3 separate regions of the Mus musculus genome follow, and all the other regions are linked to region 3. The links are chromatin loops, found by intact Hi-C in ENCODE. Cell type or tissue: gastrocnemius. All regions are shown on one strand. Links, peaks and the distances in the headings refer to the core of each region. The heading gives the core; the rest is flanking DNA.

Region 1 (8,520 bases), core at 2,193-7,192, 47 kb after region 3:
TCAGCTAATGGGCCTTTGAGAAGTGACTAGATCCTAGGGGTTCACTACTGTGCAACTAATGGGTCTTTTCTAAAAGTTTAATTAAGTTGAGTCTTCATTACATTTGTGCTTCTGCTGTGTGAGAGTGTGTGGCACACGTGTGAAGGTTAGAGCATAACTTGATGCAGTCTGTTTTCCTTCCACCATGTGGGTTCTGATGATCAAACTCAGGCCTTGAGGCTTGGGAACAAACAAGTGCTTTTCCTAGCTAAGACATTTCACCCATCCTGCAGGTTGAATGTGAGAAACCAGGAGCCGATAGCAATGTAATGCAAAGGAGAATCTTCTCGGGAAATGATTCTGAAACAACTAAATCAAAGTCAACAGTGTTAATTGACTCCCTTCCTTAAACTCCAAGAAAAAAATAAATCAAGATAAAACTTAGTCCTAAAGGGAAGACTAAAAACTGCAGAGCTGCCAGGTATGGTGGGACGTGCCTTTAGTCCTAGAATGAGAGAGACAGGTTGGATCTCCATGACTTCACAGCCAGCCTGGTCTACACAGCGATTTCCAGGCCAGACAGGACTATACACAGAGAAACCCTGTCTGGAAGGAAATAAAGACTACAAAGCTTCTAATTAGGGCTAGAGTTCTTGGGAGACACACACAGTATTTTAATAAAACAATAAAAACACAAAGTGACAATTAGCCAAGTCCCAAGCTTATGCTCTTCCACACTGTGGTGAAAATAAAGTAAAAATGTTAAGTACTTGTCTGGGGAAATATTGGGTTCTATGTATACTGGCAAATAAAACCATGTAAAGATACCCAAGTCATTATTAGTGAATGCAAATTAAATTCCCAAGAGTTCACCACATATTCAGTAGAGTACCTAAAATTAAGAGGATAAAATAATGCTTAATGTCTTTTGGTCATTAACTGCCATGAGCGTTTCATCGAGTCCGTTCTTCCTCACCTGAAGCAGGCCTGGTGAGTGAGCTCCCTGCGAGCATCCCTTCTGCTTCAAATATTTAGTAGCTACAAATTTGTCCTGAACCTGTCGTGTAACTTTTTTCAAATGTTATCTTATATAAGCTAGGCATGGTGACTCACACCTATACGCCTTTGGAAGAAAATGTTCATGGTTTTTAAAAGGTCTAAGAGAAAAGGTTAATTCATCTTAGACAATCAGTTCTCAATAGTTTATTTTTCTTTTTGATGTTTCAAGCTTATTTGCTACTTGGAGAGCTGGATTATTTACTGAAACCTAAAATAAACTCTATGCAAGAAATGTGAGTTTCTTTTATTAAAATGAGTTCTATAAAAACTCTGTAGGCACATCTATACTTTATGAATATTTATTAAGATTTCCACACCTTTTTTTTTCTTGATCAAAGTCCACTTCATTTATATAACAAATAATTTATTTCACTGATTGAAGGCTTTCATCCAAAAATTCGGAAATGGCCTCTTCATCTGCTGATTGAAGCAATCTCTCAATTAGCTGATCCAGGCACTTCTCACCACGTAAAAATTCCTGATTAAAAAGGGAGTTATTATGAAACTTGACTCTACAGTTTGGATCTCAGGTGTTTCCCAAAAACCCATGTGGTAAACATTAGGCCTTTTGGAAAGTGGTAGAAACCTAAATGAGGCAGGCCTGATGGAAGGTGTGTCTCCCAATGGAACTGAAGGATGCTAACGGACTCCTTTCCATTTTACCTCCAGGATAGCGGGTAATTGGCTTCCTCTAACACATGCTCCCACCTAGATGAACTGTGCGGTCATAGGCCCAAAACAGGGGGGCAGGTAGTCACGGTGTGGTGCTTTGAATGAGAATAGGCCCCACAGGCTCATAAATTTGAATGTTTGGTTCCCAGTTGGTAGATTTTTTAAGATTAGGAGGTGTGGCCTTGGTGGAGGAAGTATATCTCTAGGGATGGCCTTTGACGGTTCAAAAGCCTAAGCCAGACCTAGTTTTGTGTGTGCATGTGCACGCTCTCTCTCTCTCTCTCTTTCTCTGCACCTCATCTTGCACATAAGATGTAAGCTCTGAGCCATGAGCCATTGTTCCATCACCATGCCTGCCTGCTACCATGCTTTCCACTATTATGGTCCTGGATTTATCCTCAGAAACTGTAAGGAAGTCCCCAGGCAGATGCTTTTCTTTTATAAGTTGCCTTGGTCATGGTGTCCTCACAGGATTGGAACAGTGAGCAGCCGCACAGTCTGAAACCTTACGACTGTGAGATAAAGAAATCTCTTCTCTTTCCAGGTTGCTTTTCTCAAGTATCTGTTATGCTAATGGAGAACAGACTAACACCCCCATAATCAAACAGAGAGCAAACAATTGTCTGTTTCTTCATCGTTATCACTAACAACAAAGGTTTACTAATATTCTGGAATATTATTAACACATCTGCTACTATATGGAGAGCCCCAGGTTTTAGTACTCCTTTTTTCTTAAATAAAACATGAATCTAAAAGAGAAAACAGATTTCTACTTTAATTGCTTAAGTTATCATTCTACTTTGAAATGAAATTGATTGAAATAAAAATTGTATTTGAAATCAATACAATGAAATCTGTGACATTGATCTTTCCAATGACTCTGGAGATAAGACATAGATATCTGAATGAGCTTTTGAAACCCACCAACTGCTTGTCTTCGAGAACCTTTGCTGAGTGTTTTTGACACTAGTCTCTGTTAGCACACTATCTTTGAAAGGAAATGTTGCCTGTGACTTCTATCAGTCAAAAAAAGAGTGTGTCTGCCTGCTTAAAAAAACAAATAGTGTAACTAGTACACGAGAGGCCGAGGCAGGTGGATCTCTGAGTTCAAGGCTAGTCTGGTCTACAAAGCAAGTTGCACTCACTACACAGGAAAACCTGGGCTTGATTCTCAACACCCACAAGGTGACTCATCTGCAACTCCAGTTCCAATGCCCTCCACCTTTCTGGGTACCAAGCATGCACACAGTATGCATACATACATACATACATACATACATACATACAGGTAAAACATCCATACACATAAAATAAATCTAAAAATTCTAATTGGAAAGCCAAGGGCTGTGATATGGCCACGCATGCATGAAGACCTGAGTGTAAATCCTTAGGTAAAAGAAACCACACTCACTCACACTCACACACATACACACACACACACACACACACACACACACACATACACACACTAGGCCATGCATGCATGAAGACCTGAGTGTAAATCCTTAGGTAAAAGAAATCACAATCACTCACACTCACATACACACACACACACACACACACACTCACACACACACACACACTCACACACACAAACACACACACACAACCACAGAGCACACACATAACCACAGAGCAGGATGTGTGGTTAGACATAGGTAGATTTCCAAGGTGTCTAATCAATTGGTGAGCTCCTGGGACCTAGAAAAGACCTTGTCTCAAAAGGTGGACCTGAGGTAGACACCTAACTCTGACCTCTGGTTTCTATCCATGTGAACATACATGTAAACAGCCACACAAATATGTCCACGCACATGTGCGCATACAATAAGCAAAAAATAAAATAAAAAAAACCTCTGAAAGATGTAGAAATCTTGGATTTCCTTCCTATTTTGTTCCAAAAATAGGAAGGAAAAGCACAATGATTCGATCTTAGAATTCATATTTGGCTGGAGAGAGATGTGGCTCAGAAGTTAAGAGCACTGGCTGCTCTCCTAAGGAGAGTTCCTGAGTTCAATTCCCAGCAACCACATGGTGGCTCACAACCATCTTTAATGGGATCTGATGCCCTCTTCTGTCATGCAGACATACAAGCAGACAGAGGACTCATACATAAACAAAATTTAAAACGTTTCACACAACTAATCATGCTATGCGCCTGCTTATAAAAGTCAACATACTTGGAGCTGCAATTAGTATGGTACCGCCGCTTGGATTTCATTTTAGGAACTGACGTAAAAGGGATTCCACTCTTAACTGTAACCATAATACCTTTCAAGTTCGTTTGGATCACCCGGGGGGTTGTGGTTATATAAAGATTAAAGAGTTCATATAAAGATTCCAGGATTGAACTCTCAGAAGCTAACAAGCTAGTGTCAGAGTGAGACGAGTAAGCGGACAGCATAGACAAAGCGGACAGCATAGACAAATGCAGACAGTTAAAAAAAAAACTAAGGAGAAGGCAAAGGCCAGAAGGGCCTGCTAATAGGATGGTGGCAGCTGGAAAAGACTGAGTTGGGAAGGAGGCATTTCAACTGAGCCTTTAAAAGAAATGGGTATTCCTTGAGCAGAGGGCATTTCACATGACTGAATGTGAGGAGAGACGGAAAGATGAAGTACAAGTGAGAGCTGCGGCCGGGGCCACGTTCCAATCGTCAGCCTGGGTTACAGAGTGAGATACTGTCTCAAAGAAGGGCAACAGCGCCAGCTTCAGGGGATCTCTAAGACCCCTGGGTGGTCTCCAGGAGCCGAAGCGCTGGGGCACTGGGGCTGTTGCTGCTCCCTGGGACCGAGACTGCGCCTCGGGAATAAATGAGTGTGGACATTCACACGGTGACCGTGCACTCTTCTCCTTGTGCCCCTGACCTCTCCTTTGACTTTCCAAGCTGGGAAATGTGCCTTCTGACCTCTTCTCAGCAGTTCACAGACGTGGGCACAGCTCTCTCTCTAATTTAGAAATCTTGAGAGGCACTCCTTGGGGGCTACGGCTCGCTCAGCTGCCTGAGCCAAGCAAATCAATTGTTGTCAGGGTCACGATCATGCCCGGGTGCGGCTGCTCCATCAGGAATTATGTGGATGGAGTCAGAGGAAGCCAAAGTTTCTGAAAGGGGTGGAGAGCCGGGCAGAAGAGCCCCTACACGTTCACTTTCCTCCAGTCTACCCCTCTGTCGGCTGGCTGCCACTCTCCTGCCGAGGTCCTTACTCCTTCTCCAGTCTCTTCTGTAACATTTCTAAGTTACTCCCTCCTGTCAGTCTCTGCTATCTTTTCTTCTGACCTGGCCACGGTGTGTTTTTTACTTTTTGGTTTGGGACAGGCCTTGTTATCAGGCCGCCCTCAAATTCATGGTGATTCTCTTCCCTCAGCCTCGGAAGTGCTAAAAACACAACTGAAAAAAAATATGATGCTCTTGAAACAATATTGCTAAATATGTTTGCTTACTATTGTGTTTTATCTAAGGAAAGAGAAGTTAGACATTTGCTCCCTGCACCAGGTTGGTGGCTCTCCCTTGTAACCCAAGGAATCAGAACCTAAGGCAAGAGCTTTACTCTAAGTTCTGGGGCAGCCTGGGCTACAAGAGTAAGCCCCTATCTAAAACAAACACACACAAGAACAGCAGATGAACCCTTAAAAAGGCCTAGCCATTCCAGTAAGAAAGGATCAAAGGTGGGGAGGTGTGTGGAGGGAGCCATTCGTGAAGCAACCTGCAGCAACATTTAGGGCTAAGAGCAGCTTCTACCTGACTTATGTGTCTTGTGTGTGTGTGTGTCACGGCGCGTGTGTGATCACAAGACAACTTGCATTGGTTTCTCGCCTTCCATATTAAGAATGTGCTCCTAGTCAGTGAGCCATCTCTCCAGCCCCCTGGCTATATTCCTAATGAAGCAAAGGTACAGAAAGCAGAGTCAGTGCCATTACCTTAATGTCACGAACTTCATACGCTATCCTGTGGTCAGTGACTCTATCCTGGGTGAAATTATATGTCCGAATTCTCTCCGACTGGGCTCTTGTTCCCACCTGTCCCATAACAAAAAGAAATTTGTATTTTTAATTTTAAAATTAAAAATTATAACATTTATAAAATCTTAATAAATTGTTATACTTGATTTTCCTGCTTGAGGGGATTAAATATCTATTTTTTAAAAACCTTATATCCACAGACCAAGACAAGAACAGGTAGAAGAATATTTTAAGGCAGGTTTGGGTTGGGAAAGGAACTTTGCGGAGAGTGCATGCTAACCCAGCAAAGGCTCCATCCCCAGCCCACCACACAAACAACCAAACACCCCTTGAGAGTAGATCTGTGAAATAAGAATAAACGCCTCTTTGATGTTTCAAGTTCCTTTTGTTTCTAACATTTAAAATTCTTCCTGTCCTTCTTTTTTAGAGGTTTTCATTTTTAAAAATATACTGTGTCATCGTATAGCCTCATTCACAGCAACTCTCCAGTCTCAGCCTCCCAACTACAGGCACCACAGATGTGAGGCCCATGCCTGGCATGTTCCTTTTTCCTCCAGGTAGGAAACCCTGACATTCGGCAATTTCACAAACACTTCAGGGAGCTTCCGGTGCTAGGCTTGATGCAGACCACTGTGGGAGATAGCGCTCTCCGTCCAGTCGGTCGTCGGGATGGTCTGACTTTGCATTTCTACTGTCACCTTCACATACACTTCTACAAAACTACAGTTGTATGTTTCCACGTCCGTGAATGGCCTTGCTTCATCTTCCTAAGGCATTTTTCTGAGCTTACTGCTGTGGGTCCTTCTTGTCTGCTAAGAGCACGTGCTTAAACTCAGCATTCCAGGTCCCCCTTAGCCTTCCCAGCATTGCTTCTGAGAACCACGTGGACACTTACAAGGCCTCGTGTTAGATCACGCCAGTTTCTGTGTTACCTAGCTCATCTGAAGGGATGCCCTTCCCTACCATGTCTTTGCTGCCCTAGCCCAGTCACTGAAATATGTGCTCTGACTCCTTCAAACTTACAACTTGGAATCTTACCACATGCGATGGTTACTGGCATGCTTAGTCCACTCCTGCCCCTAACAATAGTCCCCACCCCCAGCACTCTCTCAATTGCTTCATTTTTAAGATTAAAGAAACACATTTTTGGATCTTTCCTTCCCTCTCCACCTTCCACAGCCCCAAACTCTCTTGTTCTTTCTCCATATCCTCATCACATAGCCCAGGTTGATCTGCAACTGGCCATCCTCTTGCCTCAGCTTCCCCAATATTGACTCATTTTCTTAAAGCCTGAGGGAAACAAATTTGACGTAGCCAAACATCTGATCAGGAGAATTTGAAAAGTTACAGATTTCTAAGCTCAGTCATGGACATAATGAACAAGGGACTGTGCGTGCTGAAACTCTCTCGGCGGCTGTCCCTTCTGCCAAGCTGGGTTTGGAAAGCATCATATTAGAACGCGCGTCTAGACCAGCTGGATCAGAATCCAGTCTGCAAAACTTTCTGGGTGACTAGGGAGCCAGGGCTGAATACTGGGCACTAGATAAAGACCGCTGTGTGACTGACTGATGAAAAAGTTTCCAAACAGTAGAAACTGCTACTAAACAGCTCACAGGCAAACAAGGTAGTCAGAGGTCTTTCTGACCACTCAAATGAGACCTAATACACAATCTATCCCTTCACTTCTATCGTAATGAGGGCAACGAAATCTAGAAAGACAAACAGGGAAAGGGTTCCTATCATGATGAATACAAGGATTAATATTTAAAAGATTGTTGTTGTTGTTGTTTTTCAAGACAGGTCTTCTCTGGGTAATAGTGTTGGCTGTCCTGGAACTCACTCTGTAGACCAGGCTGTCCTCGAACTCAGAAATCTGCCTGCCTCTGCCTCCAGAGTGCTGGGATTAAAGGCATGTGTCATCACAGTCTAATATATTTTATATATATAACATAGGTTTTTGAAATAGGGTCTCACTAGGTAGACAAGCCTTGGCCCAACTTCCTTGGCCTCCTGAGTGCTGGGATTAAAGATCTAAGCTACCGCATCCAGCTTTGCTTACTATATTTAATTCTATTGTTGAAGTCTCTAGCCCTGACCTGGTTCTCTGGCATTACTTCTTAGAAATAACTATAGTCATTTTGCTTCAGGCCTGCCAACCATCCCATATTGTTGATACAAAAACAAAGCAGACAAAGAAAATTGGTTCTGAGCAAGGTCAACCTGACCACATATCTGCTCTGCTAGAGGCTTGTTATATTTTGAGAGCTGCTCTCCTTAGAAAATTCCCCAGCTGCAGCCTTCACTCAAGGCCAAGCAAGATAGGGGTCAGGTTGAACCACTGTGTCTAAATTACTAAAGAAACATGGAAAAAAGACAGACCACCCTGCAGCCCACCCCATACCTGCATTTGAGCTCTTTGTGCTTTTCTGGGTTTTGCCTTTATAAGCTGGTCCTGAAAAATGTTCGGGTTGTAACTTCAGCTCCCAAAGTCTGAACTATGGTCCATCGGTCTTGGGGTGTGTGTTCAATAAACTATCCCTGTCTGATTGAGATCAGTGTTCGTGTGATTTGTGGGGTGACTCCTGGACCCCAACAACTATAAATATATATCGAGCAAAATTCAAGAAGTACCGAAGGGCAGGAAATGCAAAGGCAATCTCCCTCTTACTCCTCATCCGCAGTCTCCAGCAGCAATCTCGCTCCCTTCCTTCAGGAAGGCCATTTAAGTGTGATTCATACTGAGTTGTAATATAAACCTTTAAGTATCTAAAATCTTCAAATTTCAAGAGAAATATTTTGTCTTAAAACCAAATCTCCTGCCGGGCACAGTGGCTCACACCTTTAATCCCAGA
Region 2 (8,520 bases), core at 2,193-7,192, 70 kb after region 3:
CTAGGATAATATCAAGTCTCCTAGACTCTAAACCTCTAGGTAAGGACCATGAAGAGCCTGGACTCTTAGCAGACCCTTAGTAACTGAAACTCGAGTGAATGTATAGTCCTCTTCTTACCAGCTTATTATCTGTAGGCTTTTTAAAAAGACAAGAGTTCACCGGGTGGTGGTGGTGCACGCCTTTAATCCCAGCACTTGGGAGGCAGAGGCAAGCGAATTTTTGAGTTCGAGGCCAACCTGGTCTACAAAGTGAGTTCAGCCAGGGCTATACAGAAAAACCTTGTCTCGAAAAAAACAAAACAAACAAACAAAAAGACAGAGTTCAAAGTTTAATCAATTCCACACTTATATACACACACACACCCTTTACCTACTTTTACACAATGACTCTAATTCTTCAATGGCTTGTTCGGCCTCCTGAATTTCTTGGTAAACAGCCGCAAGTGGTGCCAACTGAGCATGCCTTCTGTGTAAGGCCCTTCGGTCTCCTTCATTCTCAGAGATACCCTGCAGACACTGGTCAAGGGTTTGGTACTCTTTATTCAGGTCTTCCATATACTTCTGTAGGGCTTTGTGTTTCCAAAGCTTCCTTGTGCCTTGATGACAGCAGCCCCTGGACCAACTCTTGTTTAAGAGCTGATAGAGAACATGAGTCTTCTTTTGTCTAAAATTCCACGGCCTTGTATCAAGGCTTATCTGTCGGAACTGCTGACAAGAAAGGAAGACATGTCTCTGGGGGCACGCACGGAGAAATGGATTCCGAAAAAGCCAAATACACAGGTGATGACTCATCTCAGTAGCTGTAATGTAAGATAAAACAGTTGAGAAAAGCAATTCTAAAGATATATGGAGTTTCAGAGAAACCTTTAGTTCACAGCCTCATTTAGCTCCAATGATGGTCAATAACTCAGAGATACACACACACACACACACACACACACACACACAGAGTGAGAGATATACATATATGTGCATATATATGTGTGTATATATATGTGTGTGTATGTATATATACATATACATATATACATACATACATACATACACACACATATTTATATATATATCTATATATAATTTATTGACTTAGAGACAGAGTCCCATTATTTATCTCTGGCTACCCTAGAACTCACTCTGTAGACCAAGATGGCCATGAACACACAGATCTGCTTCTGCTTCCCAAATGGTGGAATTAAGGGGTAGTGCCACCAGAAAATCCTCAAAACCTCTAAATAATAGTATATTAAAACAAGTAAGGGACTGGCAAAATAGCCCAGAGAATCAAATTACCTACAGGTAATTCTGACATCATGAAGCTCAATCCCTGGGATTTGTTGCTGTCATCATCCTGTTTGTTTGTTTGCTTCTTTCTCCCTTTCTCTTCCTTCCTTCCTTCCTTTATTTTTGAGACAGGATTTCACTGTGTAGCCCTGGGTATCCTGGAACTCACTCTGTAGATCAGGCTAGCCTCAAACTCAAAGAGATCCTCCTGTCTCTCCTTACACGTGCTGGGATTAAAGGTGAGCACCACCGCCTGGCTAATACAATTGATATAAAGAAAACTGATCCTTGAAAGCTGTCTACCTGCACACCCCCACATGCACACAAAATAATTTTGTCGTAAAAAAGCACTTTATATATACAACTAAGACAAGTGTGTAGGAGTATAACTAACAAATACAACAGTAGAATGGGTTAAGGCAGTTCTAACTTTGAGTATACAAATATACACTTAAAAGCTTAAAAACTCTAATCCCAGCACTTGGGAGGTAGAGGCAGGCAGATATCTGTGAGTTGAAGGCCACCCTGGTCTACAAAGCAAGTTCAGGGCAGCCAGAGCTTAGACAGCGAAACCTGTCTCGGAAAACAAACAAACAAGCAAGCAAACAGCAATAAAATAATAATGTATCTTTAGGTGGTTCATAGTCATATATTTATGAAGTCCAAGGAAAATATTAACATTTCATCTGCTATCTAGTTTAATTGACAAAAGTGTCTTCCTATGTAGCTCAGGCTGACTTCAAACTGGAGGCCTCCTGCTTCAGCCTTCCAAATGCTGAATCACAAATGTACATCAACATGTCTGGATAAATTTAAATCAGCAATTTTATTGTATTTATTAACTTATTTTTTAAATTATTATTATTATTACTATTATTATAGAGAGTGTGAGAAACACGGTGTATATTGTGTGTCTCTGTGTGTGCATGAGAGAGAGAGTGAGAGAGAGAGAAAGAGAGAAGAGAGAGAGAGAAGAGAGAAGAGAGAGAGAGAGAGAGAGAGAGAGGAGAGAGAGAGAGAGAGATTGATTAGGGATTGTCACCTGGCCTTACATATGCTAAGCAAGCACTTTGTTTTGTTTATTTCAGGGCATTCAGAAGCCACAAACAGTTAGGTAACTTCATCATAAGTATTCACTCACTGGCTGCAGGCAGAGTTTGTATCATAACAGCTTGTCTGTTCCAAGATCAGCACTTCTCATTCTCCACCTTGGGATCACTTCTTGAGGATGCTTCTCTTTTAGCCGAATCTAAAGGAAGAGATCTCAGATATTAAAAGACCAACTTAACACACCAGGAGGATCTGGTAGTGAGAAAATAAAAAGGTCAATGATGATATTTTAAAACTGGAAAAAAAAAAACCAAACAGATTACAAAACAGTATAATCTCTGTTGTTGTTGTTGTTGTTGTTGTTTAAAAACTATGCTGTATGGGAAAAAGCAGATAAATATGCTGTCTTAGTTACTATTCTATTGCTATGAGGAGACACCATGACCAAGGCAACTTACAAAAAGAAGCAGTTAACTGAGGGCTTGCTCTCAGTTTTAGGTTTGTCCGTGGACATCATGGTGGTGAGTGTGGTAACAGGCAGACAGGCTTGGTGCTGGGAACAGTAGCTGAGAGCTCACCTCTGATCTCTAAGTTGCAGGCAGAGACCTGGCCTGGCATGTGCTCTTGAAACCTCAAAGCCACTCTTGTGGTACATGTCCTCCAACAAGGCCACATCTCCTAATCCTCCCCAAACAGTTCCACTAACTGGGAACTAAACACTCAAATATACGAGCCTATGGTCTCATTCAAACCATCACACATATTTTAAAAGAAGACAAAAGAAATCCATCCAAATGGCACTTGCTGCTCTTGCAGAGGACCAAGGCCAACACCTGCACAGTGGGTCACAAATTGTCCCTAACTCCAGTTCCAGGAGACTGATCTGACACACCCTCTCCTTGCTTCCTGGGCATCAAGCATACATATGATATACATACACACACACATACATACATACATACATGCAGTTAGTTACCCACACACATACAAAAATATTTTTTTAAAAAATGACAGATTAGGTGAAATTGGGTATGCACAATAATTATCTGTTCTTCCTTCAGATAAGGGCAAGATAGGGAAAATGTTTTTCCTCCTGATATTAAAACTGGAAATAAGGGTCAAAATTTAGCAGAATGGCTTGGGGATGTAGTTCAGTGGCCCAACATGCTCAAGGCCTATCTGTGGTTTGATCCTTAGCACAACAAATTACCAGAAGCAGCCTTTATTATAACTGCTGTTTGTTGCTGTGCCTGGCAACACATTCATATATAAGCTCCTTTGGTCTTGCTAAATCCAACTTAGCATTACCATTTTAAAAACTAAATATTCAGGAGATTCAGCATATACTGGGTTCTATTAATAAATTTCACAAAAATCAACAGCTGAAATTTGGACTGTGAAAGAATTCACGAATGCCCAGCAGCCACAGATTTAATACTCCAGAAGTGCATCTTTATATCTAACCTTGAGTACATCAGGAGTATTCGTTTGACGGTGGAAAGAAGAAAAGGATGGAAGATTTTAGTAATGCTCTGGCTAAAATTTCCAGTTTAGGAGTAGCTGTGGAATGAGTAACTACCTAAACCTAGAAAGAGCAAGGCTTCAACATCACCCCCACAACCCGGTATTACTCGACATTTTAAAAGCAATTCTCGGTTTCTGGTGTGTTAAAAGTGACAGTAAACGGGCACCAGGCGTAGAATGTGAAAATCATGTTGTGTAAGTCAGTATTATGGATTCTATACGGAAGTAACACCAGTGGGCAGTAGGAATTTTTTTTAAAGCCCTCTTACGGCCAAGAAAGAATTGTGAATATCTAAGTAAAAGAAGAAAATTGACGTTCTCGTTTCTTACTGATAACTGAGCCTCCTGTGCACCGCAACATTTCAGCTCAAGGTACTGCAAGCATGATCAGTCCCAGGCTACTGCTTCCGGGTTACGGTTTGTTCCTGGCTCCTCCTCCACTTTGCAGAGAAATGGTCCTTAGGTGTCCGTAACGGTAAACAAGAATGAAATGACGAAGCGGGTAGGATACTGCTCTGGAAGGACCACGCGTGGAACGGATTTGGAGCTGACTCCTGGAAGCTGCGACGTCCAAAGTGGATCGCCCTCTCCTAGTGCCCTAACCAAGGAATCCTGGGAGTTGTAGTTTACCCTTCCCCAGGCTTTCTTGTTTCCCACCCTAAGACCCTTTACTCCATCTTTCTCCCTAAATTTAGGGTTTTCAGATACTTATAAACCTAGAAGCGAACCTTTTCCCTAATTTACACATCAAATTCTACAGTATGTGATAGGCGAAATCTCAAGAATTTCTTTACGTGTTACCAACCCTTGAAGCAGTAGTTTCTAAGTTACTGATTTGTTTTGTTTCAGAGTGCAGGAGGTTAAGGCTAGAGACTCATGCACGCTAAGACAAGAGCTCTATCATTGAGCTATATCCACAGACTTGGGGGTTTGTTTTTTAAATGGAACCTCCCTCCCCCCAATCATTAACAATTTTAGCGGGGCGTGGGGGCACACACCTTTAATCCCAGCACTTGGGAGGCAGAGGCAGGCGAATTTCAGAGTTCGAGGCCAGCCTGGTCTACAAAGTGAGTTCCAGGACAGCCAGGGCTATACAGAGAAACCCTGTCCCAAAAAAAAACAAACAAAAACAAACAAAACAAAACAAAACAAAAACCCAAACAAACAAAAACAATTTTAGGAGATTCTGAATTGTTAATTGTTACACTTTTAGCCAGTATTGTTTAAAACATTGACTGAAAAAAACTATAGGGGCTCGCGAAATGGCTCAGTGGTTAAGAGCGCCGACTGCTCTTCCGAAGGTCCGGAGTTCAAGTCCCAGCAACCACATGGTGGTTCACAACCATCCGTAAGGAAATCTGATGCCCTCTTCTGGAGTGTCTGAAGACGGCTACAGTGTACTTACATATAATAAATAAATAAAACTTTAAAAAGAAAAAAAAAAAGAACAATGACAAAGAGAGCTATAAATTTGTATTTAAAAAAAAATCATAACAGGACCCCAAAATAGATAACTATATCTATGAATTAGAATTTTTAAAGATAGTGTTGTTTACGTGTGTGTTTAGAGACACAAGACCCTATCTCAAAAACAAACACAAATAGGGAGGGGTGAGTAAAAATGGTGGAAAGAGAGAAAAAGATAGAAACCAACATACAACAAAATAATATTTAACATTTACTAGTATGCACTTCAAGGTAGTTACTTCTGCCTACTATATACTAGTCACTAGTTTGAATGCTTTAAACCTATTAGTTCATATAGTTCCATAATACTCTTTTTCTTTTTTCGAGACAGGGTTTCTCTGTGTAGCCCTGGCTGTCCTGGAACTCACTTTGTAGACCAGGCTGACCTCAAACGCAGAAATCTGCCTGTCCCTGCCTCCCAAGTGCTGGGATTAAAGGCATGTACCACCACGCCCGGCTCTATAATGATCTTAAAAACCCATTTGCAGAAGAGAAAACTAAAGCATAATGCATCTAAGGAGGCAAGCATGATGGCTCACACCTGAAATCCGACCACACAGGAGCTGAGATAGGAGGCTAGTGGCCATCTTGGGCTACAGAGTACCAGACCTACCTGGGCAATGGTGAGTTCCTGTCTCTAAAGACTCAAGCCCACTTGAATACATAAAAAACTTAAGAATTCCTGCCAGGAATTGTGAGGCAGGTCACATTTGAGAAGTAGAGGCAGGAGACTCAGAAGTCTATATAGTTAGCTTAAGGCCACTACAAAATGTGTCTCTCAAAAAAACAAAATTAGGGGCTGGAGACATGGCTCACATGTTGAGAGCACTTACTGGTCTTCCAGGGGACCTGAGTTCAGTTCCCAGGACCCGCAGTAGGTCGTTTACAACGGCATCTAAGCCCAGCTCCAGAGGATCCAATGTCTTGTGCCTCCATAAGCATCCATACACACATGCACACATCCACACAGACACACACACACAATTCAAAAATAATAAAAATATTAATTTTAGTGTGTTTGCACACTCAAATGGAAGTCAGAGAAAAACCTGTGAGAGTCAGTTAGAAAAATTGCCATACAAAACAGACATGTAAGCAGAAAGTAGCCACCTATAAGCTAACAGGCAAAACTCACCTTGTTGTTTAAGATGAGGACTTCCTGGTCTCCAAACCACGAGGAATTTGAACCACCAGCCTATGGTATTTTGTTATGAAAGCTTGACTAGACTGATGAATATGTAGAACAACTTTTTTTTTAAGATTTATTTATTAGATGTACCTACATTGTCACTGTCTTCAGACACTCCAAAAGAGGGCATCAGATCCCATTACAGATGTTTGTGAGCCACCATGTGGTTGCTGGGATTTGAACTCAGGACCTCTGGAAGAGCAGTCAGTGCTCTTAACCACTGAGCCATCTCTCCAGCCCTATGTAGAACATTTTTAAAATATAAATTAATCTTTATGTACTTTGTGCTATCTCTCAATATAAAAAGAATTCTGAAGCTAAGTTATATTTAGTTTTAAGTACGGTGCTTTATTTGCCAACATTTTAAACAAAGAAAACAATGTAGCATGTGCATGATAATTAATGCAGAAAGAGACTTTTTAAAAAAGATTTCTTTATTGTTATAAATAAGTACACTGTAGCTGTCTTCAGACACACCAGAAGAGGGTGTCAGATCTTATTATGGGTGGTTGTGAGCCATCATGTGGTTGCTGGGATTTGAACTCAGGACCTTTGGAAGAGCAGTCAGTGCTCTTACCCACTAAGCCATCTCGCCAGCCCCAGAAAGAGATCTTAACACAATGTAATTGAAAAGGCATATTTATTTAGTTGATATTTGAGATAGAGTCTCACGTAGCCCATGCTGTCCCTAAACTTGCTAGTATAGTCAAGAATGGCCTTGAACTTCTGTTCCTCCTGCATTTATCCACCAAAGATCTGGGTTTACAAACAAGCATCCCAACTCAGCTTGAAAGAGGATGTTTAAAGCTTAGCAAACCATTCTCTATCAACTATGTTGGGGCTGGAGGGATGGATCAGTACTTTTGAGCACTTGATGCTCTTACAGAAAATGGACTGCAGCCCTAGCACCTATATGATGCCTCACATCATCTATAACCCCAGTTCCAGGGAATCTGGTGCCCTCTTCTGTCTTCCATGGGCACTGCACATACTTTTTAAAAAATGTGTTAGGTTAGAGATGACTCAGAGGTTAAGAGCACTTCCAAAGGTCCTGAGTTCAATTTCTGGCAATCACATGGTGGCTCACAACCATCTGTAATAGGATCTGATACCCTCTTCTGGTATGTCTGAAGACAGCTGCAATGTACTCATATAAATAAAATAAATCTTTTTTTTTTTTAAATGTGTTACAAGGTGTGGTGGTACATGCCTTTTATCCCAGCACCTGGGAGGCAGAGGCAGGTGGATCTCAGTGAGTTTGAGGGCAGCCTAGTCTACAGAGTGAGTTCCAGGACAGCTAGGGCTATATGGAGAAACCCTGTCTCTAAAAACAAACAAACAAACAAAAACAAAAACAAAAATACCAAACCACTACCACCAATAACCACAACAAAACCCTCAAACAAACAAATAACCCAAAACTTCAAACAAAACAAAAAAGGAAATAATTTCTTCATAGTTGTCAAAGTTTCAGTTCCTGGACATCTTGCGTTGGGACCTTTGGCAAGGCAGAACACGGTGTTAAGTCTGTTTACCTTATAAGAACTGGGAAACAAAGTGGTGAGGGGAGGTGCCAGCATTCTAGTATCTCTCCTTCTAGAATATACCCCTCTGAGGGTGAGTCTATGTTGGGGAGGATGGATGCAGATAGGCAGGCACAGGGATGGAGCAGTAGCTGAGAGTTTACTTACATGTTGAGACAATAATTAGAGATGGAGTGGGAGCTAACTGGGAATGATGTGGTATTTTGAAACCTCAAAGCCTCTTCCCCTTACCCCCAGCGACAGTAACACACCTCCTCCAACAAGACCACATCTCCTAATCCTTCCCCAACAGTTCCATCAGCTGGGACCAAGCATTCCAATACGTGAGTTCACAGAAGTAGTTTCATTCAAACCACCACAGCCTTCAATCGCATGGTTATATGGGTTGTGGGAATAACAGCAAACTCCTAGATTTTACTGTGTCAGCTAGTTATATAAAAGAGGTATGTGGTTGTACTGTTATTT
Region 3 (5,000 bases), core at 1-5,000:
TATGAGTCACCATGTGGGTGCTAGAATTGAACCCAGGTCTTCTCTGAGAGCAGCAAAAATTAACTGCTGAGCCAGCTCTCTCTGTCACTTAATGTTATTCAAGTTTTAAAGAGAGTCTTCAATTCTAAAATTACTGGATCTATGATTTAATAATTTCCCTCTGAGTGTCTATAGTTACCACCTACTTCAACTTTTGTCATGGTGAGGATCAGACTTGAGACCTAATGCAGGCGAGCATGTATGCTCTCATTGAACTACACCGAGGCCCTCACCATGGTGCACACCTTTAATCCCAGCACTCGGGAGTCAGAGGCAGGCTTATTTCTGAGTTCGAGGCCAGCCTGGTCTACAAAGTGAGTTCCAGGACAGCCAGAGCTATACAGAGAAACCCTGTCTGGAAAAAGAAAAAAAGAAAAAAAGAAAACGAAGCTGGCGTTAGAGATGTCATTTACCTGATAGACCATTTGCCTAGCACGCACAGTCTTGGGCTCAATCTGTAGCATTACATAAATGGTAAATGTAGCATAACATAAATGTAGCATAACATAAATGTAGCATTACATAAATGGTATGGGGCTCAGAGGTTAACTTGATGGGTACAGTGTGTGCTGTCCAAGCATGAGAACCTGAGTTCAAATTCCCAGCCTCCACATGGTAAGGTGTGGAAGCAAGCACTTGTAACCCCAACACTGGGTGAGCAGAGATGGCCATATCCTAGGGCTTGTTGGCTAGCCAGTTTAGGTTCAGTGAGAGACCCTATCTAGAAAGAGCGGAAAGGGAGTAGGGAAAGGAAAGAAAAGAAAGAGAAAGAAGCATACATAGATAGGAGGGGAGGGGAGGAGAATGATAGGGGAAGGTACCAGAAGTAGTCCTCTGGCCTCTACATACAAATGCATAGGCAAACACACCCACACATATACATACACCTATAAGAATATACCATATACTCAAAAACAAAAACAGGTGTAATCAAACATGCCTATAATCCTATCACTAGGAAGTTGGAGTCAGGGAACTCCTGTCATACAAAGATAAAAGTAAATAAATTCTTACAAAAATCACAGAATTCCTCAGTTAAGTCTTTGCTGTTCCTTTTCTGGCTTTTGAGACCATCTCAACCTGACCTCCAACTCAATAGTTCCTGAGTAGGACCTTGAAGTCTTGATGCGCCTGCCTCTCAAGGGCTGCAGTTCCAGGGCTGTGCCACCATACCCAGCTAGTCTTCAATGTTTCCTGTACCTAGACTTCAACTATTTTAAATAATGTCTTTTTTCTCCTACCATATATCTTATGTTCAGGTTCATATCCAACAGGACTGGAAAAAAGACAGTACTAGGGTTGGGGAGCACAGAAGATATTAAAACTTAACCATGTTCTTCTTGATATTTATGACAGTGTACAATGAAGTAAGGTTGCCATTTGGGTAGTTAAGTTCCTTCAGTAAAATGGCCTCAAGTTTCTCTGCCACGTACCACTGGGTATCTGCCCTTGTCAGTCTTCATGCTTTCCTTTCTGCTGTCAGCTCGGTATCTTCCTTAATCTGTGTTTTTAAATTCTTACTGCCCAAACCCTGTATTCGGTCTTTTAGTAAGAAATAGCCATTTGCCCAGTGAAAGCAGTGTTTCTGTACCATATAAGTAAAGTATTGGGTTTTTAGAAAGAGCCTAAGAGCTATGTTCTCTGGGGTTGGGAGGAGTTTAATCCTGATCAGTGTAATTAGTAGCCATTTTTATTCTTGATTGTTAAGTCAGGGTCTTACTTTGTAGCTGGCTGATTCTAAATCATGAAAACCAGGCAGACCTTGAACTTAGAAATTCCCCCTCCTCGGTCTCCTAGTCTCCTTCACTCTTAAAATTGTCTTAACTGGGAACAAATTGTATCTTTTTTCTCCCTTTTATTAAACTAAAAATAGAGATGAGAAGAAACATTGTAGTTCCTTTGCAAGCACAGCGACCACTAGATGGCGGAGGAGCTCAGCCAGCTGAGATCCCATTTCTAGTGAAGTAGCAAATTCAGATGGAAAACTCCAGGAAGTCTCTGTGAGAAGTTTCTGGAAATATTTGTAAAGTCATTATCATTATGGTTCTTGAAATTGTTTTCAGATAAACTGGGGATTTTTAAAACTCTTACCCCCTTTCCAAGTTCTTTCCCATTTAGAGTTAGTTTATAACTAGTAAGTTAGTAAGTGCAGACTCTCCTAAATTTTCTGAACAATAAAAAATAAAGTATAGATATGAAAATGCTGTATTATTTGGTGGTAGTAGATGATAAAGTGTTACATTGCTGAGAAGTATTGCTAAATAAGTAATGCAGTTATTAAAATGTGTTGAGCAGAATCCAAATGGGAAAAGCCTGAAGATTTCATCCCACATGGCGGGGATGTGCTTTCTAGTAAGGACAGTGGAAAGTTGCCCGACACCCTAGAAGACGCCAAGTCCTCCGATTCTCACAGTGATTCCGAAGGGGAACAGAAGAAAGCTGGAGAGGCCTCCACAGAGACCAAGAAGCTAATCATAAAGTTTAAGGTGGGGTCTCACTTGACTTTCCACAGACCTTTGCAGGCTGACTCCATGCTGCTGTTACTCCTGGTCAGCTCCAATCTGAAAATACGAAATAGAAAATCCAGAAAAAGGATTCATAGATTTTAACGTGTATGACACGATGAAATCTTACATTACAGTGTATTGTTGAAGTTTGCCATTTACTCCTGCAGTTAATCTCTTACTGTACCTGACTTATAAACTAAACTTACCATTATTGGATGTGTGTGGTTTGACATAGTGGATTTAGGCATCTACCCAGTGGAGATCTTGAAATGAGGCCAGCTAGGGCATCACAGTGAGACCCTGTCTAGGGAAAGGGAACAAGACAAGCATGTTGCAGAGCATGTGGCACGGGATAAGCAAAGATGGGAAAATTCGAAGTTCAGCCCGACCTGGGCTGCATAAGGGATGAGTTAGGAATCATTGTAGAATACAAAAGGAATTCCAGTCAGGCTACTGGTGGCTGTGTAATTTGCAAAGAGGCTGAAACCCCAGTACATGTATGGTGTTCACACTAAGGTGGAAAAGTAGGTGAAAAGGCTTTCTTAGCCCGGTGAAGAGAGAATCTCCCCCAGGACATCTGTAGGGACTGCTTCTGGCCCGAAAGGGAGTCATCGTCAGTTTTTCTGTGTAATCCTGGCTGTCCTGGACTTGCTTAAAGGCATGTGCCACCATCGTCTTTATGTATCATGATGGCACATTTTTTAAAAAGCGTCATTAAGCACAATGCATTAAAGTTTCAGACATAGTTCTTCCATGTACATGTATTGTGTAGTGTGAAAACTTAACATTAAGTGAATGATTATCAGTGTTATTAATGAGACTTTTTAAAGAAGTTAAGACATTTTTAGAGGTTGACTGTAGCTTTGCTTGAAGTGTATTATTTATTGGCCTTTGCATTACAGGAGAAAAATAAAAGTACTGAGAAAAGAATTGGCCCAGAAATACAAAAAGAAAAAAGTACTCCAAAACAGAATCCATCAAATACAAATGAAGAAAAACCCAAAACTCTTAAGAAATCGACAAACCCTTATGGGGAATGGCAAGAAATTAAACAGGAGGCTGAGTCTCAGTAAGTACATGAGGTGTCACCCATTGCTGTGTCCACGAACTTCAGCACACTGCTGTCAGAAGTCTCAGGTGTGCTCTGGTCTTTATTACATTCTTAGGATATTTTTTTAAAGATTTATTTATATGAGTACACTGTCACTCTCTTCAGATACACCAAAAGAAGGCATTGGATCCCATTACAGATGGTTGTCAGCCACCATGTAGTTGCTAGGAATTGAACTCAGGACCTGGGGAAGAGCAGTCAGTGCTCTTAACATCTTAGCCATCTCTCTATCCCTGAATATATTTTTTTTAATTTTATTTATTTATGTATGAATGTTCTATGTGCATATATGGTGTATACCAGAAGAGGGCATCAGATCCATTATATATAGTTGTGAGCCACCATGTGGTTCCTGGGAATTGAACTTAAAACCTCTGGAAGAGCAGATAGTCTTCATAACCACTAAGCCATCTGTCCAGCGCCCATTCTTAAAATATTTTTAATTTTGCTTTTTTCATTCCTAGAATATTTTTACTTTTAAAAGATGAAACAATGGTTGCTTTAAGCCAACTTAGTGATTGTTCTGTGTCCAAAGCATGACATTTCTAGTGACCACAGTCACACACTCAGCAGCAGTTTTATCAGAAAAACAAATGCTTGGAGCAAATATTCTGCAAGACACTTTAACTACAGAATGCATTTGAAGGAAAAGAAAAAGTGTTTACCCTTATTCTCTTGAAGTGTCTGACTATACTTCAAAGTGTTCTGTGTATATTATTGCCCAGAGTGTATTGTGGGTGTGAATTTTGTTTTTGTTGATTTGGTTTGGTTTGGTTTTCTTGAGTCTTGTGTAGCCTGATCTGGTTCCACCTCAAGGGTGGTAGTATTAACAGGTGTACCACTGTACCTGGCTCTAAACTTCAAAGCTCTTAAGCTCATATTCAAAGTAGCAGAAGAGGTTATCAATAGTTAAGCACAACCTGATTTATGTTACTGACTTAACTCCTCAAATAAGTTTTCTTTTTAGAGGAATTTATTTTACCAGGTAAATACATGTCACTATCAGGCAATCATTTTAGTGTTTTGGGGTATCTTTATTGTTTTGATTTTTTTTTTTTAACCTTTAAGAGAACCTTCAAGGTGAAGGGAAGGTATATGGATAAAGTAGATACTATTTAAAACCATGCTTTGAAATGGTAGTGTAGGACGGATACTTTTTAAAGATCTATTTTATTTATATGAATACACTGTAGCTGTCTTCAGACACACCAGAAGAGGGCATCAGATCCCATTACAGATGGTTGTGAGCTACCATGTGGTTGCTGGGAATTGAACTCAGGCCCTCTGGAAGAGCAGTCAGTGCTCTTAACTGCTAAGCCATCTCTCCAGCCCAGATGTATACT

What was found. Peaks named below come from ENCODE experiments on the same cell type or tissue, not always from the same donor. Only the 100,000 strongest peaks of a DNase experiment are listed, where the experiment ranks them.
Region 1: a loop joins it to region 3, with 2.2 times the contacts of the local background. A loop is called at or near these places in 9 of 42 quality-filtered maps.
Region 2: a loop joins it to region 3, with 5 times the contacts of the local background. A loop is called at or near these places in 35 of 42 quality-filtered maps.

The regions. Positions count from the first base shown.
Region 1 is chr14:79,416,393-79,424,912 of GRCm38, reverse strand. It overlaps Mtrf1 (mitochondrial translational release factor 1), which reads right to left. Exons shown (of 11, transcript NM_145960.4): 10 at 5,627-5,725; 11 at 1,263-1,516. The coding sequence ends at 1,403. Among named protein-coding and RNA genes, the nearest start is that of Kbtbd7, 5.9 kb to the left of the region's middle. In gastrocnemius, for the core only: no CTCF peak of the experiment used is centred there; a DNase peak (open chromatin) is centred at 4,425.
Region 2 is chr14:79,393,702-79,402,221 of GRCm38, reverse strand. Mtrf1 (mitochondrial translational release factor 1) reads right to left here and starts at 4,450. Exons shown (of 11, transcript NM_145960.4): 1 at 4,186-4,450; 2 at 2,423-2,530; 3 at 375-800. The coding sequence starts at 792. In gastrocnemius, for the core only: CTCF peaks have their summits at 3,952 and 4,151; a DNase peak (open chromatin) is centred at 4,330; H3K4me3 peaks cover 1,347 bases; H3K27ac peaks cover 1,348 bases.
Region 3 is chr14:79,464,798-79,469,797 of GRCm38, reverse strand. Wbp4 (WW domain binding protein 4) reads left to right here. Exons shown (of 10, transcript NM_018765.3): 8 at 2,335-2,525; 9 at 3,449-3,615. Among named protein-coding and RNA genes, the nearest start is that of Elf1, 14 kb to the left of the region's middle. In gastrocnemius, for the core only: a CTCF peak has its summit at 1,958 (motif pointing right); a DNase peak (open chromatin) is centred at 1,963.